Regions from separate parts of the Homo sapiens genome. Here all the other regions are linked to region 4. A link is a contact called in ENCODE Hi-C or POLR2A ChIA-PET data. All regions are on one chromosome and are shown on one strand. Each heading gives the region's core, a stretch centred on a gene start or an enhancer-like site at or near the end of the contact. The rest is flanking DNA. Distances are from core to core; before and after follow the strand shown. Region 1 holds the start of PDGFDDN (PDGFD downstream neighbor). Region 2 overlaps PDGFDDN (PDGFD downstream neighbor). Region 3 has its middle 49 kb from the start of MIR4693. Region 4 holds the start of PDGFD (platelet derived growth factor D).

What was found. A loop is a pair of places that touch in the nucleus more often than their neighbours do. ChIA-PET counts read pairs that join two places held with the same protein, here RNA polymerase II (POLR2A). Pooled maps may share reads with other maps.
Region 1: a map of OCI-LY7 shows a loop between it and region 4 (4-fold over the local background). The contact joins the promoter of PDGFDDN here to the promoter of PDGFD in region 4. A Hi-C loop is called at or near these places in 2 of 168 maps with a recorded cell type or tissue (OCI-LY7 and endothelial cell of umbilical vein), 1 of 37 single-sample maps with no recorded cell type and 4 of 50 pooled maps. POLR2A ChIA-PET finds 5 or more read pairs at or near these places in 1 of 52 experiments (OCI-LY7).
Region 2: a loop to region 4 is called in a map of Ramos, with 2.2 times the contacts of the local background. The contact joins the enhancer-like site here to the promoter of PDGFD in region 4. A Hi-C loop is called at or near these places in 4 of 168 maps with a recorded cell type or tissue (Caco-2, OCI-LY7, Ramos and 1 more), 3 of 37 single-sample maps with no recorded cell type and 9 of 50 pooled maps. POLR2A ChIA-PET finds 5 or more read pairs at or near these places in 1 of 52 experiments (OCI-LY7).
Region 3: a loop to region 4 is called in a map of heart right ventricle, with 2.5 times the contacts of the local background. The contact joins the enhancer-like site here to the promoter of PDGFD in region 4. A Hi-C loop is called at or near these places in 4 of 168 maps with a recorded cell type or tissue (astrocyte of the cerebellum, cardiac septum, endothelial cell of umbilical vein and 1 more) and 4 of 50 pooled maps. POLR2A ChIA-PET finds 5 or more read pairs at or near these places in 1 of 52 experiments (A673).

What each region holds. Positions count from the first base shown.
Region 1 is chr11:103,905,575-103,908,441 of GRCh38, forward strand. It overlaps PDGFDDN (PDGFD downstream neighbor), which reads right to left and starts at 1,296. Exons shown (of 4, transcript XR_947960.3): 1 at 1-1,296. PDGFD (platelet derived growth factor D) reads right to left here. Exons shown (of 7, transcript NM_025208.5): 7 at 1,615-2,867.
Region 2 is chr11:103,869,634-103,872,431 of GRCh38, forward strand. The region is part of intron 3 of PDGFDDN (PDGFD downstream neighbor); the gene reads right to left. Among named protein-coding and RNA genes, the nearest start is that of MIR4693, 21 kb to the left of the region's middle. Within about 2 kb of position 1,283, at least 5 of the 41 ENCODE cell types and tissues checked have a DNase peak (open chromatin) inside an H3K27ac peak, as active enhancers do.
Region 3 is chr11:103,799,542-103,802,244 of GRCh38, forward strand. No RefSeq gene overlaps it. Among named protein-coding and RNA genes, the nearest start is that of MIR4693, 49 kb to the right of the region's middle. Within about 2 kb of position 1,375, at least 5 of the 41 ENCODE cell types and tissues checked have a DNase peak (open chromatin) inside an H3K27ac peak, as active enhancers do; they include heart right ventricle, where a contact is called at or near this core.
Region 4 is chr11:104,162,802-104,165,825 of GRCh38, forward strand. PDGFD (platelet derived growth factor D) reads right to left here and starts at 1,346. Exons shown (of 7, transcript NM_025208.5): 1 at 1,003-1,346. The coding sequence starts at 1,126.

The DNA.
Region 1 (2,867 bases), core at 46-2,545, 260 kb before region 4:
AAATATAACTGGAAAAGCAAGCATAAAGTCTTACATTAAGTGGTTAGTTGCTTATCCCTTGTTGATGCCTATTTTATTTGAGAGATATCCCAGTTGTGCTATGCTAAGTTTTGAAGGTCTGTGTAGTCTTTAACTTGATCTTTAAAAACAACAGAATTTGAGTGAATGTCAATAAAACCAGTGAATTATAAATATTCTGTCTTCTAGCATGTTTGACTAGGGCTGCCAATAAACAAAATTATATTTCCTAGGACTTCAGGCATGAATACTAATCTATTGAATTTTAATTTAATATTCTATGAGGAACCTAGGAGAGTATCAACAATTTAGACATCTGTTGAGTTATTCTCAGAATAAAACTGGACATGTGAACATTTCAGGAAATGAAATAAAATTCTTAATGTCTTTGTATTAAAATGCAACATATATACATACATATATACACATATATTCACATATATATACATATATATATTACTATTATGACTTTTTACCTAAAAACCCCAGTTACTTGAATTAGCTATTAGGCACAGAATTATTCGACCCTGTCCCCATCCCTCTCCCATGCTCACACACTAGCTAGTATTTCTGATGGTAAAATTAATTCTTGCCACAGAATACAGGTCTTTACTCCCATTCCCCAAATGACCTAAAACCACTAAAATGGCAGAGTTTCATTCAACACTGCAGCTGCTATTTTGTCTCCAGCAGGATGATATAAAGATTAGGCTATAATCAAAAGCAAAAATTCTTGCATGTGCATTGCAGCTAGAAGAGCTCTCTTTATGCTATGTGCCTCTTCACAAATTACAAAGCAAATGATATAGGAGTGTAGCTCCTAAACTGGTCTGTCTGAACTGATAACACTGAATCACTAGTTGGCTGGGGTGTCCACCCAGATGGGAAAAGGAGGTGGATAAAAGGGAAATGAGGTTGTAATGTTGTTGACTTCAGGCCTCAAGGAAGAGACAGCTGTGGATTTTCTTAGGTGAGGAACAATGTCAGAGGAGAACATAATTCATTATAAGACTCATGGGGAAACAGTCAAATGAAGAAGCAACAAAGCAGCAACAAAACCAAACCCAAGTCTTGCCCCACTGTGCAGCTGCAGGACAAAGACAGAACAGAAGCCTGTAATTGGGGAACAAAGTGTTGTTCTTTCGGGCATTATAAAATGAAGCCTTCAGAAATCACTCAATCTTGTCATTCCAAACAGTTTGATGCATTTGTGAAAAAAAGTTTTCCTTTTTTTTTTTTTTGAAAGGAGTCTTGTTCTGCAGCCCAGGCTGGAGTGCAGTGGCGTGATCTCGGCTTACTGCAACCTCTGCCTCCCGGTTCAAGTGATTCTCCTGCCTCAATCTCCTGAGTAGCTGGGACTAAAGGCGCCCACCACCACACCTGGCTCATTTTTGTATTTTTAGTAGAGACAGGGTTTCGCCATGTTGACCAGGATGGTCTCGATCTCCGTGTGATCCACCCCCTCGGCCTCCCCAAGTGCTAGGATTACAGGCTTGAGCCCCCGCGTCCAGCTGGAAGTTTTCTTTTCTTTTTTTTTTTCTTTTTTAGCAGTGTACACCTTTTAAAACTGCAATTGAGTACTAAATAATGGAGTAGTTTTGTTCAAAAGCAATATTTATTTTTCATGAAGATAAGAGGCATATTACATTCGCTATAGAAAATGCTATGAGAGGAAAAAGCTGCATGTTACCGATATGACAAAAAACATAAAAAACTCTACTTATGAAAGTGTTTTGCCCTATAAGAACATATTCAATAAAAGGCATTATTCCAGGTGAATGAGCCATGCGGAAATGTGGATTTATTAGGGTTTGTTTTGAAATGTAATTTGTACGGCCAGCTTTTTATTCCTTTGATGGCTATCAAATAGATTTATTGGCTACATGTTAGAAGTGCAAAAGATAACAGGTAACCAAGGGAGAAGTTTTAATAAAACTCTCAGGAAAGGCAAAGAAAAGTGAGTGAATATGCCTGCTTACATTTCAGCTAATAAATAAAAAGTGCAGATAGGGCTTTAACTGAAAACCTTGCTGGTTATTGCAGCCTGGAAGGTTTATTGAAAACTGGGTAGAACACTCTCATTTTTTATATTTACAGCTACATTGTGAGCTGTTCAGGTTAGAGTGATGTAACGTTCATTTTGACTTTGGTACAGGAAACTGATGTTTTCACAGGAAACTTGCAAAGCAGTTATGAAGAGGAAGAGCGTTCTTAATTATTAGTGTCTGCCTGAGCTATTTCTGATTGTGTTCTGGGATTTTAGAGAATTGAACAATAGAGTATTTAATTTTACCACTCCCCTCTTGAGTAAAAACATCAGACACTTTTAGGAAAGTTTTAGAAGGTACATCTTCAATAAGCAGAGATCTTTCATCTCAAATAACTGGGAAGAATTGCACTGCTTAAGAATAGTTGAACTTGGACCTGAGAGCACCATACTTAGAAATCTAAGTATATTTAGGTCACTCATCTAACACTGGGACTTTACCAGCCCTGTCACCCAAACTGGTTGTAGTTAGTAGGACCACAAAGTCACTGAAGAAATCTGCTTTCCTTTTAACTTTCAAGGCAATAAGAAAAATGTAGTTCTCTGTTAGCAGTCCCTGAGCTATCTGAATTTCGGTGTTTCTCTCTTAAGCCTCTTGCTTTGGAGGATGATGAATCATTTCCTACTCCTGGAGTTAGTCTCCTTTAAAACAGACACAAAGGAGGCAGAGAGAAAAAATTACTCTAAATACCATTAACCAATGTAAAACAGTTTTCTATTAAACAGTAGGACAGCAGGGCCAAACTTGTGTTACCACAATTGACAACTGGCTTCTTAAAGCAAGCTCCATAGATTAAGAACC
Region 2 (2,798 bases), core at 33-2,532, 290 kb before region 4:
AATCAATCTCAAATCATAGTCCTTGTAGTCATCATTAGCCATAAAAGTAAAGTGCAGCAACCACTTTGGATCCTATGGTGCTTGTTTCAGTTGGCTCTTCGTCACAGTAAACCACAAGTTACAGCTTGATTAGTTACTATATCACTTTATACCATGGATTCCTAGTATCCTATTCCCCATAGTCAAGGAGCTCAGCCCTGCACTTCAACCCATGTGCATGATCTAAACAATACAAGAAGGCCTACCAAACAAAATGCCTCTTTTTTATGGTAGGTGACATGGAGTGAATCAACTCTTCTTTCATCTTGGAAGTAATATCTTGACAATTTCTGAATCCCATCTTTGTGAAACTAGTTCCACTACCAATTCTTTATCAGTTGACTTTCAGTTAGGAGACAGTAATCATACAGGAAAAGTTTAATATAGAGGATTATTCACTATAACAGAGGAGTAACTATGAGACGCTATAAATACATAAAAAGAACTCTAAAGAATACCCTAGGTCTGAGGGAGAGTACCTGAAGAAGACAAAATTTGGAAGGGAAGCCCCCTCCCTAAGCTGAGATTTAGACCTCTTTTGAGGTACAGTTTCAATTCATTTGTTGGAGAAGATCTCTGAGCCACTCCAGTATAGCAGTCACCCCATGTCTACAGGGCATACTTTCCAAGACACCCAGTGGATACCCGAAACAGAAGGTAGTACCAGACCTGACTGCTGTCAATCCAAACATGTTTCTGTTCATGTTTTCCACTCACAGATTTAATGCCTTTTCCTTGGTAATTTAGTACTTAACATGCACTGTAGCTATAACTTTTGCAGTTTGAGGTGGGATAGCAACTAGCATGAGTTTCTTTTTCCTTCTTCCCAATTTCATGAATAGAAGATTTGTTCTTACCATACATCTTAGCAACCTCAACCTATAATTTTTTCTCATCTCTTATCAAGTTGAGAACTTTCACTTTTTCATACAAAGGAAGCATTTTACTGCTTCTCTTTGGCACATCTGAATTGCTAGTAACACTACTTTTGTACCCTGGGGCCATTGTAACACTACAACCTATAATTTTTTTATTTCTTATCAAGTTGAGAACTTTCACTTTTTCAAAAAAAGGAAGCATTTTACTGCTTCCCTTTGGCATATCTGAATTGCTAGTAACATGACATTTGTGCTCTGGGCCCATCTAAGTAAAATAAGGGTGGCTAGAACACAAGCACTGCAATACTGAGACAGTTGATCTAATAACTGAGATGGCTCCTAAGCAACGAAAGGCGGGTGGCGTGTACAGCGTGGACATGCTGGAAAAAGGAGTGATTCATGTCCCGGGTGGGACAGAGCAGGACAGCACAAGATTTCATCACACTTCTCAGAACAGCATGTGATTTAAAATTTATGAATTATTTCTGGAACTTTCCATTTAATGTTTTCAGAACACAGTTGAGCACTGAATTCCTGGAAAGTGGAAACACAGATGAAGCCAAGGGTGGGGACTACTGTACTAGGCAAGCAGAAGACAGCCTCTGGGGTGGGTCTGGCTAAGGCTGTTGGTGGGGCTGGGCAGACAGGAGTTGAGTGCAAGCTCACTCACGGGCAAGGCAACCTGAGGCCTGGGATGCATGTTGCCTACATTGAAAGGGCCATGGCAAGGGGGTCGACTGGTCAGGGTCAGGGCTGCAAACTGGCCGAAGGACTGAAAGCTCCAAGAAAGTGTATGTGCTAAAGATGCTCTGGAAGTTGGCAGCAGACAGTTCAAGAAAGACAATGTAGGACACACAGGGTGTTGCACTGCTACTGACCTCTACCAGTGGTGAGACCCTCATGCCATTCACAGTTGTAGGAGAGTGAGTCAGATTGGTTGAACTTAAGATTCCTTTTCTTGGTGAGAAGATTACTTGTTCACTCAAAGGCTGCACATAACATGGGATTACTGAGATATCAGGTGCTAATAGGACTGAGGGATTAGATGGTAGACTGTCAAAAATTGACAGAGGTTCCTCAAACAGTTCCTGTTCATGATACCCCTTTTTGGGTGACTGAGAGATAAAGATTCCAGGTCTTGTTCCTTTAAGTTAAGGTATGCTATATGTGTGAAAGATCAGTTGAGTTTAAACAATTTCTAATCCTTCATTCAGCCAATCAATCAGTCATCTATTCACCAAACATGCATCAAATGTACATAAAGTGCAAAATCCCATTCTGGATCAATTAAATGCCCCTGCCACGCATTCATGCCTTCTCCTTTCATCCCTCTCATTCCTGCTCTTAGACTTTTAAGAATTTATATAATGGAGCCCCCAAATCCTCAGTTATTCAATCCCTCATGTATGTCATTAAAGTTTTTTCCACCAACATCTTCCCCTCAGCCTTCCCTCCTGTTTCCCAGCCTTGGTCATTTGAGCATTGGTTTGAGTCTCCATCCCAGGAAGGACAGGGAAGGAAAATGAGGTCAACCTGGACACATCTCATCTCCAAGACTATGTTTAACAGCTCTGGCAGGAGATTTTAACACAGGAAATTGCATAAAATATGTTTCAGGGATTATTTTTGGATTTCAGTGACCCATGTTCTTCCTGGCACTGATCATCAGAGCTAACTGAAAACTAGTGTTGATTAAAAAAAAAAAAAAAAAAAAAAAAGCCTGTGGGTTAAAACGGTAGCCACAAGCACTCCAGAAGGCAGCCACGGTGTGAAGAAGAGTACAAAGTCTTAATTCAACTTCTGGCTTTCCTTCTTAGTAACTGCGTGAGCTGTTTTATTGCTTTTTGAAACACAGAAACATGCAATGTGCACATACAAATA
Region 3 (2,703 bases), core at 125-2,624, 360 kb before region 4:
CTAAACAAAAACAAAATGCATCCTTTTCTTTTAGTCCCTCATCCCTTAAAATCTCTCAGGATCCTTGTAGGTTCAAACATCTGAAAAGATGATTGGTCTGTGGGAAGAGAGCATTCACCCTGGTCTTTCATTCACATGACCATCATTTCCAAGTGGACAGTGAGATCTACTTTTCCTTTTCCTGAGAGCTTAGTATGAAATAGGCAGGCACTGTTCAACAAACTTGCACCTATAGCCAAAATTTGTGTCCAACAGAAACCCATTTACATGAGAGGCTGAGAAGTTTCTTAGCCAAGAACTCCTTCTAAGGAAAGATGAGTCGGACACCAGAGTTTTGATCTGATAATCAAGTATCGGGGCTGAAGGGAAGTGATAATTCTAACTACAGAGGAGTTGTCTTTGACCTGGAGCTGTTTCTAGTCTTATCTGATGAGGCCGTGTCTGGATTCTAGGAAAGGAGGGAAGAGTAAATAAAATTCTAAAGCGTTAAGTCATTAGAAAAATCTCCAAAAATTTAAGTGTAAGCAGACTTGAGTATTCTCCTAACAAAGCCTAACAGGAAGGGGAAAAAGACAACAAAACTATTACTGCAATCTCAATTAGACGAGAAGTTAGTGGGCCCCGGAGAAACTGGGTAATCCATAATCATGTCATTGACCTGTACTACAGAATCTGAGGCAGGTATGATTAACCTCATTTTATGGATGAGGTTTAGGAAGTGACCCTTAGCATGTATGCCACCCCAGGGGGACACCTTTCTTTGTATTCTATGAGAATTGTACCCCCTACATCACAACTGGGAGTGCTAGACTTGGCATCTAGGTCTGGACACTTCTGAGTTTATCCTGTTAAGCAGCCACCTGGATTTAAGCCACCCCATTCTTCAGGAGCGAACAGACCCAGAGAGCTGACCAGGACTTCACAATCGATGGCTCTGTAGGATATTTGTCAAGTTGATTCTACCAAGGAAGTTCTCTATTTCCTGTGGTCCTGGTGAGATTTTTATCCTCCCCTAGGTGCTGGGCTTTTGTTCCAGGACATCTCAGCCTTGAGCTTTGTTTGCTTGTTTACTTCCTCTCCTGCATCCTTGTTGAGGTTCCCAGCCACATTTTTCCCCTCTGCTTATTTATTCCAGAGCAACTGCCTGTGTCATTTCCTTTATCTCTGGCATGTCCCTTGGTTAGTGCTGGTGTTTCTTTTCTTTTCTTTTTTTCCCCATTGCCCAGGGCACTGTGAACAGTTGGCTGTGGTGTAGGATTTACAGACCTGTGCTATGAGATGTACAGACCTGTGCTCTGTACAGACCCAGGAAACGTTGGAGTACAGTGGGCTGACAACAGGGGGGCGCCAGCTGGGGAAGGCAACAGGCCTTAGTTCTTGAACAAAAATAGGCCAGAGATTCTGCTACAACTGGCCAAGATTCCGCCCATCTCAATGAAAGGAAACAGACATTCCCACATGCCCACGAGCTTTGAATGTGTATTTGGCTCCCTCAATAACTCCAGTGCACATTCCCACCCGGTCACTTTTCGCCCACGTTGTTATTGCTGCTGCTGGTTTTTTTTTTTCTTTTTAATAAAGGTCACATTTTATTAGAGATAAGAATAACTTAACAATGAAACTCTTGGTTCATCTGTTCTTCCAGTGCTTTTGTGTTCAGCTTAACATCTTCTAAACAGACATTTAAAAATGATTATTTTCTTCTAGTAAAAATTATAACATGTTCATTTTAGAAATTTTGAAAAAAAGCCATAGAAAAGTATAATAAAAATTCTAATTCCACCATCAAACATAATAACCACCATTTGTATTTATATTTACATATGTCCAGTATTTTTTTAAAAGCACAGGCACATATAGTTGTAAAAAATGGAAGGAATAGTGTTCACCTCATTTTGTTTCAGTAGTTTACTTGTTTTAGCAGCTTAGAATTTAGGTATTTATACAAAAAAATTTTCTAGATATTCATTTTTACATAGTTGAAAGAAAATATATTTTTAATTGAAGAATAATTTTCAGACCATACAATGTACCCACTTTAAGTTTTCAAATTATATGCCCATGTAACCACCATCAGGACCAAAATAAAAAGCATTCCCATCACTTCGAAAAGTTGCCTTGTGTCCAGTTCTAATGTCTACTTTGTTTCAGGCAACCACTGTTCTTTTTTCCACTATAGATTGGATTTGTCATTTTTAGAGTTTTACATAAGTGGAGTCACACCATGTATACTCTTTTGTGTCTAGCATCTTTCATTCAGCATAAATTTTCACACACTTATAACCATATACAACCACACTTGCATATATTTTTTAATTTGCTTTTATTTTACAAATATATTATGAACATTTTCCATATCATTAATTAGTCTCTTAAAATTAAATTTTCATTGACTAATTGTAACTTGTTTTAGGGATATACCACAATTTATCTCATAAATAAGATCTTATTGTTAATTGTTGGTGTTGTCTCAATGGTTTGCTTTCATAATCAAGAATAATTATTCTGGACTACACATGTTTGTGTGCATTACCTAATTTCTTTGGGATAAATTTCTATTTAAAAAAAGTTAAAAGTCTCACAAATTTTAATATGTACTGTGCCTATTTAATCTTCCACAAACATTATATACAAATTTATGAGGAACAATAGCATTTCAAAGGTGAAAGGGAACCTGGAGAAAAATATGGTTCAGTGGTCCTT
Region 4 (3,024 bases), core at 96-2,595:
TTGCTTGATGGTCTCCTTGGGAGATGTGTTAGTACTTTAAGCAAGCAGGAGAGAAAGATACTGATGTAGGAAAAAACAAGATCCAAAAGCCTATGGGTCAGTTCAGGTACATGGCAGAACAGCTAAAATTTGCTGGGAACATCAGCTACAGTTTTAGGTGGAGGCCCCAGAAAGTAAATAAACTCAGCTTAGGGTCTCTGGAACCAGTGACCCAGGTGTCCTCTAGAGTAAAGGAAAACAAACAAGCTGGCTTGGGACCTTGCTTAGGACAGCTGTTTCAGGAGCTGTGCTCCTTGTAGATAATTGGAAGCCGCTTCTGCAAGGAAACTAGCAGCAGAAGCCTGGTGCCCCTGTGGTACTGATGAAACCCCAGAAGCCTTGGTCTCCTACACTCTGAGCTTCTGAGTCAGGGTGAACTTCAATAGGAAAGTCACTTAGGGGACCTAAAGGGCAATAGGCTGCACACTGCCATTTCCCGAAAATAAATAGTAAATTGTCACTGTTCCAGATATAACTGCTAGATTGAAACGCACGATTTCTCCTCTCACTCGTAAAAATAAATAAATAAATAAATAAAATTTAAATAAACGTCTATCACCCAGGGAAAGCTACTCTTGACTCCTTCCACCTATCAAAATTGCCTAAGAAAGGTTGAGTCTGACCAAGGGGCGGCGCAGCTTGCAACTTTCGCCAACTCCGGGATGAGGCACCGCATCCTGGTACCAGAGGCTTGGACACCAAAATGACTTCTCTAGGGTGCAGCAAGGTGAGCCACCTGGCTTATCCTATCCCCATCAGCACGCGTCCCACACCTCTCAGTCCCATTCCGGAAATGGAGCTCTCTCAGGACTGGATACAGGCAGGAGACCTCCCTCCCCAAACAATGCATTCAGCCCGAGTTCACATTCAAGATTCAAAAAGAAAGGGGAAAAACATAGAAAGAACAATAACAATAGCAAACATGATTTTTTTTTCAGTTAAAAAATAAAATGAGTCTCTTACCATCTCGCCTGAGGTTGGCGTTGCGCAAAGCTTTGATGGATGCGCTCTGCGGGGTTGCAGAAGTGTCCCGACAGCTGCAAAAGTTTGCGCAGATTAGAGTGTAGACAAAGATGAGCCGGTGCATTTGGGATCAGCGACTAGAGACAGCGTCGCTCCAAGAAAAAGCCGGGTTCTGCTCCCGGGACCGACGCCGCGCCGCCCTGCGCTCTCGCCGCCTGCGCTCGCCCTGCGCTGGCCCGGGTCGCTGTGCTAATCGCCGAGCTCTCCCCAAACTTCCTGCATGCTGAACTTTCCGAGCGCGTGTGGGTGCCGCACTTCCTTGTGGTGCTGAGCTGATAAATGGTGACGGGACAAACAACAGGTTGACGTTTGTTTGTTCGCCCCCTCCGGTGGCCGGCAGCTGCAGCACAGGCTGCAGGGGGCGGGCAGCGCCGAATCTAGCGGGGCAGGCGAGCGGAGCAGCAGCGTTCTCCAGCCCCGGCCGCGGCCCCTGAGAGGCGCGCACTCGGGCTCAGAGCGGCGGCGCGAGCACCTCAGCTCCCCAGTTTCCCAGGCCGGGCCTAAACCTGCTCTGCCACTGAGCATGCCCAGTTTAATCGCCGGCCGGGACTCTTCCCACCGCCCTGGGCTTTACCCTCCTGGTTGGACCTGTAAGGGCTCAGGAAACAAACTCGCCAGGAGGAAGTGGGAGAGGGTAGAATCCCAGCACTTCTTCAGAGGTGACTGGCACATCCACCCACAAGCCACAGCTCTCCGCCTTGATGGTGGTGGGATGTGGGGACAGGGACTGGAGTTGGGAGTGTTTATTTTACAATAACCAAAATGAGACTCTACTTAGTTAAAATTTCACTGTTTATAGTGAAAAAATACAATCACAAAGGAGCTTAATTCCGAGCTTTTCTTTGAGCTCCCATCAGTGTGACCTTTGGGTGAGTCAAGGGTACCTTTTCAGGGAATAAAATAAAAATAAAAGTATATCACCCAGAGAAAGCTACTCTTGAGTCCCTCCATCTATCAAAAATGCCCGAGAAAAGGTCGAGACTGATGGAGGGATGGCGTAGCTTTCACTTTTCGCGAACTCCAGGATGAGTCAGGGCATCCTGGTACCAGAGAGTATTGGACACCAAAATGCCTTTTCTAGGGTGCAGCAAGATGAACCACCTATCACACAGGGCTGTAGACGTGATGGGCCATGTGGTGCAGTGTACAATAAGGGCAAGAAGTCTTCACGAGCGTTTTTATATGCACTAGCTCCAGCCCTTCCACAGGAAAGGGCAACAGGACAGAGTGGGGTTGAGCAGGAACAGACTGAGCAAGGGGAAGAAGTTGCAGAACACTGTGCTCACTTGCCTTCACAGTCCATAGGAAGAGGCATGGGTCGTTGAGGCTTTTGGGATTCTCCCTACTCTGCGTCTGGAAGCTCAGCAGTTGAAAGGGGCTGCCTCTGGTTTACATCGTGTGTCTGTCTGCCCATGGGAGGGGACTGTATTTGGAAAAGGAATGAGTCCAGACTCGCTGCTCACTGGCTTTGTCCCCTTGAGCAAATCATCTGATCTTTCGAAACTCAGTTTATTTATTTGCAAGAGTAGCAATTGTTAATTTGTATGGTTGTGGTGAGAATGATGTGAAAAAATGTTTAGCATATTGTTTTGTTTGTAGCTGAATCCAAATCCAAATTTATATGATTTCTCAATTTTCCGCTGATGAGATCTAGAAGAGAAAATTTTCAGTCTTTTTCAGGCCTTCCAGCTCCTGAAAGTCTGGCATATGGTAAGTGATATCCATACATAGGGAACTTTAAGTGGCTGAGAAGGGCAGGAAGTTCTGGAAAAGGTAGCCTTGTCAAGTTATTATACCATCCAACAAGGACGAGGGTTCATGTGTCCCTTCAACATAGTCAAAGATCAACATGTTTCATCTCTATTGGCTTTTTGGCTTAAAATGGTATTTTACAAAATTTAGGTTTGTGGGCCATGAAATCAACTTCAATACCAGAATAATTGTTTAAATAAATGGATTGGA